2 separate regions of the Homo sapiens genome follow, and region 1 is linked to region 2. Evidence: chromatin contacts called from ENCODE Hi-C data. All regions are on one chromosome and are shown on one strand. The core of a region is the stretch at or near the end of the contact, and the rest is flanking DNA. Distances in the headings are between cores, read along the strand shown. Region 1 holds the start of IFNAR2-IL10RB (IFNAR2-IL10RB readthrough). Region 2 holds the start of URB1 (URB1 ribosome biogenesis factor).

Region 1 (2,856 bases), core at 233-2,732, 840 kb before region 2:
GAAAAATGAGTCATGTACATTTTTGATTATCTAAAATTGTGGAAAACAACTTTATGAACAATAGAACTTACAAGTTCAAGTCATTTTCTGCGACAAACAGATCAAGCCTTATCAGCTATGCCCTAATTGCTAGGAGTGTTTATCGAATATTTTCCTTAGGGTAGATTTTGATAGAGTATCTGCTACCCCCTCACCCCCTCAAGCCTGCACAGGTGGATAGGGGGTGGGTGGACAGGATACTGAGAAACCTTGGCAAGCAGTGGGACTTAGCCCCTGGGCCAGTGAGCACACATGGGAAACTCCACCTCTCCCTGAGCCAGCTCCGGCACTTCTCACCACTGAATCAACGCCCAAGCATGCTATATTCGTTTCTAAGACTTCTTGCTAAACAAAACAAGGAAATAAAAAAAAAAATGTTAAAAGAAAGGAGGTGGGAATACTCAGAGTCAATATAACCATCGCTAACCAAATAAACGGGCTGATGGAGTCAACTCGCTACTGCGTGTAACGGATTGATTTGCTCAGGGTTGAAATGCAAGTGCCGATCGCCTCTCCATATTCGCGGAGTATCTTCCCAGTATCTCCCCTCTCCGACCCTGGGAGGGTGCACCCTTCTGTCTCCGCGGCCACGTCCCCTCGCCCCTTCCCCCTCCTGCCTCCACGCAGCGGATCCGGAGGGGTGTAGGCCGCTCCAGCCCCGGCTGCAGTCTGTGACCCTGACGCAGGTCGAGGGGGGCTAATCCCAGGGGACCTCAAGGGGGCGGGCTGGAGATCCCGAACCTGAGCACCCAGCTGGTGAGCCGGTTTTGCAAGGCGGGGTGGACCTGGAGGAATGTGACCCTCAAACTTAGCAACGACTCACATCTTGCAGTGGCAAATGCCCGGTATCCTGGGCATCCTTGGTGGGGTGGGGTGGGACGCGGAGGGGTGCAACGAAAGCGGACTCCCAGCAGGGGCGACGCGTGGAGGGCGCAGGACAGGGCCCGGGAGGGGTCCTGGGGTCGCAGGTGCGGCCCCGGGAGAGAGGAAGGGCGCACTAGCCGCATACTCAAGACGCAGAGGGAGGGCAGGAGGAGGAGGAGGAGTCGGGGAGAGCGAGAGGGAACCGGAGGGGATTCCGGGAACCGCTGCAGGGAGGCGGCGTTTTCCCTCCAGTCAGCTGGCCACGCGCTCCGCTCCCGCGACCCCGCCACGCTGCGTTACCTTTGCAGCTCTCGCCTTGCGGCTCCCGAGAGATGCTAGCCTCGGGCCCCAGCCGCGCCCGGCTCTGGGACCCGACGCTCGCGGTCAGGATGCGCCTCGCGGGCGGCCTCTCGGACAGAAGCGGCGGGCGGGGGACAAAAGCGGCCCGTGCGGCCGGGTGGTGGTCCGCGGGCTGCGCTCGGGGAACTGTTCGGCTCGCCGGCGGGATTCCTACCCGCCGGGAAGAAGCGTCTTTAGTGCGGGTGCGCGCGCCGAGCCCCGGCCTACGAGGAGCGATACGGAAGCGCGGGCGCCGCGCCGCCGCCGGCGCGGGGGCGGGGGCGGAGCCAGGGGCGGGGCCGGAGCCAGGGGCGGGTCCTGGGCCGCTGGCGGGGCTGGAGCAGGGCCGGAGGCGGAGGCCGGGCCGGGGGCTGGGCAGGAGAATAGAAAAAAGGTCCGGTCATTTACAATCGTCTGCTGCCGATTGTCAGCTCCTAACCAATCCCGCCTTCGCCGAGAAAGCTCCATAGGGGAAGAATTTGGGACTGTTTTGTTTACTGAAGTATCCTTAGGGGTTAGAATAGTGCCTGGCATTTAGAAGACACCCAAAGATGTGTTGACTGACTGAATGAATGAATGAACTAAAGAGTGAATGGGTTCTCTCCTGGCTCCCCCACTTGTTAATTGTATAAACCTGCATGATATAATTCTCCAACTAGTAAAACGAGGATAAAAATACCTACCATTGAGTAAATGTTGTAAATATCTACAACATTATCCGTTGTAGATTCTCCCCTCTTCTCCGCGGGTCTCTTCTCCATACTCCTACCCTTCCCTCGACCCCCCACTGATCAACGTGTTTCGGGATAGGCAGAAAGACAGATGTTCTTCATTAATTTGTCTGCTTGTTATTTATAGCCTGTCAACTTCTAAAATAGACTATGAGGCCGGGAGCGGTGGCTCACACCTGTTATCTCAGCACTTTGGGAGGCCAAGGCAGATGGACCATCTGAGGTCAGGACTTCAAGACCCAGCCTGACCAACATGGTGAAACCCTGTCTGTACTAAAAATACAAAAATTAGCTGGGCGTGGTGGCGGGCGCCTGTAATCCCAGTTACTTGGGAGCCTGAGGCAGGAGAATTGCTTGAACCTGGGAGGTGGAGGTTGCAGTGAGTTGAGATTGCACCATTGCACTCCAGCCTGGGAGACAAGAGCGAAACTCTGTCTCAAGAAAAACGAAAAAAAAAAGAAAATCCAAAACCAAAATAGACTATGAGGCAGCTTTCAAGTAAAATGTATGTATATTCTAAACATTACAGCTACTAAAATGGAAATGTTAATATCTTTTTGAAGGAGAGGGAAAAGATACACTAACCACCTAAATTGTTTTAACTGAGTATTTAATCTCTCGTTCAGCTTTCTGGCCTCCTAGGAAAGGGAGGAGGAGGATGTTTCATACTTTTTGTAGATGGGAAAAATGAGCCTTTTAATCTATGAAGTCAACCAACATTTGCTGATACTCCTTTAAGGCTAGGCACAAGGGTGATCATAAAGAGGATGTCACGGTCCTGCCTCTTATGTGACCCTTGGCAGAATTCCCACCAGCCCCATACGATCTGAAGGGAACTTATCTAGGATCCTATTTCTTATAAAAGACATTCAACATTGAAAAT
Region 2 (3,020 bases), core at 34-2,533:
ATATCTGCTAGGGGTGACACCCTCTCTCTGACCTGCCTACAACATAGACATCTCCACAGGCACAATCATCTTGTCGGGACAGAGGCTCAGCGTCAACACACGTGCTTTTTCTACTAGAAACTCTGAGACCCCAACAGGCCACAAAAGCCCACATCCTCAGATGTTCAAAACACATCTGCTTACAGAATATGAAACACAATTTTCTTAGACTAGAGGACAACCTGATGGAGAATTTCAGTAATCACCAAGTTACTTATCTAATGCGCTGGTTCATGATTTATTTGGACACATACCTAAGTATCGATGAAGTCGTATTAAAATATGTACCAGCCTGTTTTTACTTATTTTTACTTTCATTTTATTTCAGAGCATTTAATGCGGTTTACAAATCAATCACATCTTCCAAAAACACACTGTGTTGTTTTTCTCCTCAAAGCAGTTTTTCATACATTGCATCATTTTCTGTTCATAACAGTCCCAAGGACTGGATAGGGTCGGCTTTGCTGTCTCCATTTTAATGACAGGAACTTAGATGTGGAGGCCTTACGCTGTCCAGGAAGGGGTTTTACAGACGTTACTTCGTTTGGTCTTCTCCTCCCACCCTGCACGGCGCAAAGAGCCCATCAGTTTGCGGAAGTCTGGGGTGGAGGACAGTCTGGAGTGACAGGCTGCTACCAGACCAGTCGATCTGGTTCGGGCTGTGACATAAGCTAGGGGTCGAAGTCAGGGGCACCCGCACAGGCGGACCTGCCTGGCACCTAGCCAAGGCGAATCCACCTTCCCGGCCAGCCACCAGGGCCTTGAATTGGCAAAGTATCGAATCCTGTTGTGTGTGAAGCAAGCTCTTCATGCGACACCTTCAGGGCGACCTCGGGTCAAGAACTACTCATTGTGCTGCTTGGACGCGCCGGGGCCCGAGTCTTCGTGGATCGGCCAGGCCAGGAGTGAAAGGTCTGGGAGTTCTTCCGGCCAAGAGCACCCGAAGAGCCACTGGGATCAGAAATGCGCCCCGGTGGACCCCAAACCCTGCAGCCGGGGGCGGGGGGTGTCGTGGAGTGTCCGCTCGCCCCATGCCGTGACCGGGACAACCGGTACAGCAAACTCACATGGAGCCCCAAGACTCTGGATCCCCAAGACTCTGGATCCCTATCGCCCCGCCCCTTCTGCAGGCCACGCCCCTTCCGCCGGTCCCAGCCTCGCGCGGGTCGGCCCCTTCCGCCGGCCTTTCCCCGAGCCCCGCCTCTTCCGCCAGCCCCGCCTCTTCCGCCAGCCCCGCCTCTTCCTGCGCCATGTGGGCCTGAAGCGCGTGTCTGCTGTCTGTGCCAGTGCTCCTGCCGGGTCCCCTCAGGTGTGTCGTTTCCGTCGCGCTTCCGCCCTCTCGGCCATGGGGGTCCCCAAGAGGAAGGCCTCGGGCGGCCAGGACGGCGCGGCTTCCTCCGCGGGTGCAGCCAAGCGCGCCCGCAAAGAAGAGCTCACGGGCGTGCGGTTCAAGGCTCAGCTGAAGGACCCGCAGGGCCCCGGGCCAGGTGAGTCCGGGGCGGCAGGCGCAGGGTCGGGAGCACAGGCTGGCGAGGCGGCCTCCGTGTGCCGGGCACAGCCTCTCCTTTCTGCAGCTTTCGGGTCACATAGGCTCAGTGGCAAGCCTCTGGTTTGCAGAAAACTGAGGTTCAGGACTGCTGTGTACTTCCTTGCTCTGGACTGTCGGCGACAGCGAGAGGGCCCCGACTTGCTTGATTGGGACCGTTTCATGTTACAACACATTTATTTCCCTTGCCCAGGCAGCATCCCTCAGCGAGCTCTAAAACCTCTTTATTGCAGTTGTCAGGGAAGTAAATGAAGTGTCCTTCTCTATTGAGTCCTTACTGAGTCGGCTCAGGACGGTTCATGAGACAGTTTGCTACTCCTTGGGCCGTCAGCACCGTTTTCAATAGCTTCCATCCCCCAACACTCATACTGACTTGATGACTTGTAACAAGCTACTAGAAGCCACCACAGCTACTTGTCAGTTGACCAGGAATGGGCCAGTGACTGAGATGTAGCCGACTCTATAATTTAATTACACTTTTTGTAAAGTGTGACCACCCTTCGCGACTACTTGTAATCGTTTGGAAAGTAACATGGTTTGGGAAAAACGCAATTGAACGTGTTGCCATGTGGAAGCATTGCTCTAAAATAAAACAGTGGCAGTTTTTCTCCCAGGTTAAATAAACGATTAAATTAATGGCCAAAATATCTTCAACTTCCAATTTTTGTCCTCATTTTTTTTTTTAAACGACAGGGTCTTGCTCTGTTGCCCAGGCTGAAGTGCAGTGGCACTATCATAGCTCACTGCAGCCTTGAACTTCTGGGCTTAAGCTGTCCTCCCACCTCAGCCTCCCAAGTAGCTGAGATTGTAGGTGCACAACACCATGCCCAGCTATGTTTTTTTTTTTTTTTTTACTTTTTGTAGAGATGGAATCTCACTATGTTGTCCAGGCTGCCCTCGAACTCCCAGTCTCAAGCAATCTTCCCACCTTGTCTTCTCAAAGGGCTGGGAGTATAGGTATGAGCCACCACACCTGGCCTGTTTTTAAACTTTGATACCTATACCTGTACTTGCTAGTCACAGCTAGGAAGATGATACTTAGTTAGCATAGAGTTATTTATTTCCGAATTCATTAAGTATTACTAGAGGCTATTATTTGCTACGGTAGAGATAAAGTGATGAATAAAAATGTCAAAAAGCCTCTGCCATTGTGGGGTTTACAAACAGTCGAGTGGGGCAGGCAGATATTGGTCAGTAAAATCACATACATACAGTTTCAAGCACGAGTTTTCCAAAGGAGAGGTACATGGTGCCTGAGGGTGTTTAACAGACCTTGGATCTAATCTGGGAGCTCAAAGAAGGCTCCCCTGAGGAAGTGGCTTTTCTTTTCTTTTTTTTTTAATCATACTTTAAGTTTTAGGGTACATGTGCACAACGTGCCCCTTTGTTACATATGTATACATGTGCCATGTTGGTGTCCTGCACCCATTAACTC

Evidence for each region. Hi-C counts contacts between places; a loop is a spot of excess contacts on that map. Pooled maps may share reads with other maps.
Region 1: a pooled map shows a loop between it and region 2 (4-fold over the local background). The contact joins the promoter of IFNAR2-IL10RB here to the promoter of URB1 in region 2. A Hi-C loop is called at or near these places in 1 of 168 maps with a recorded cell type or tissue (breast epithelium) and 4 of 50 pooled maps.

What each region holds. Positions count from the first base shown.
Region 1 is chr21:33,228,564-33,231,419 of GRCh38, reverse strand. IFNAR2-IL10RB (IFNAR2-IL10RB readthrough) reads right to left here and starts at 1,482. Exons shown (of 13, transcript NM_001414505.1): 1 at 1,204-1,482. It overlaps IFNAR2 (interferon alpha and beta receptor subunit 2), which reads right to left and starts at 1,482. Exons shown (of 9, transcript NM_001289125.3): 1 at 1,204-1,482. RefSeq lists silencers at 1,016-1,065, 1,086-1,145, 1,206-1,665.
Region 2 is chr21:32,391,275-32,394,294 of GRCh38, reverse strand. URB1 (URB1 ribosome biogenesis factor) reads left to right here and starts at 1,283. Exons shown (of 39, transcript NM_014825.3): 1 at 1,283-1,526. The coding sequence starts at 1,385. URB1-AS1 (URB1 antisense RNA 1 (head to head)) reads right to left here and starts at 1,162. Exons shown (of 1, transcript NR_026845.1): 1 at 335-1,162. RefSeq lists enhancers at 681-930, 453-1,234, 1,081-1,375, 1,235-2,017.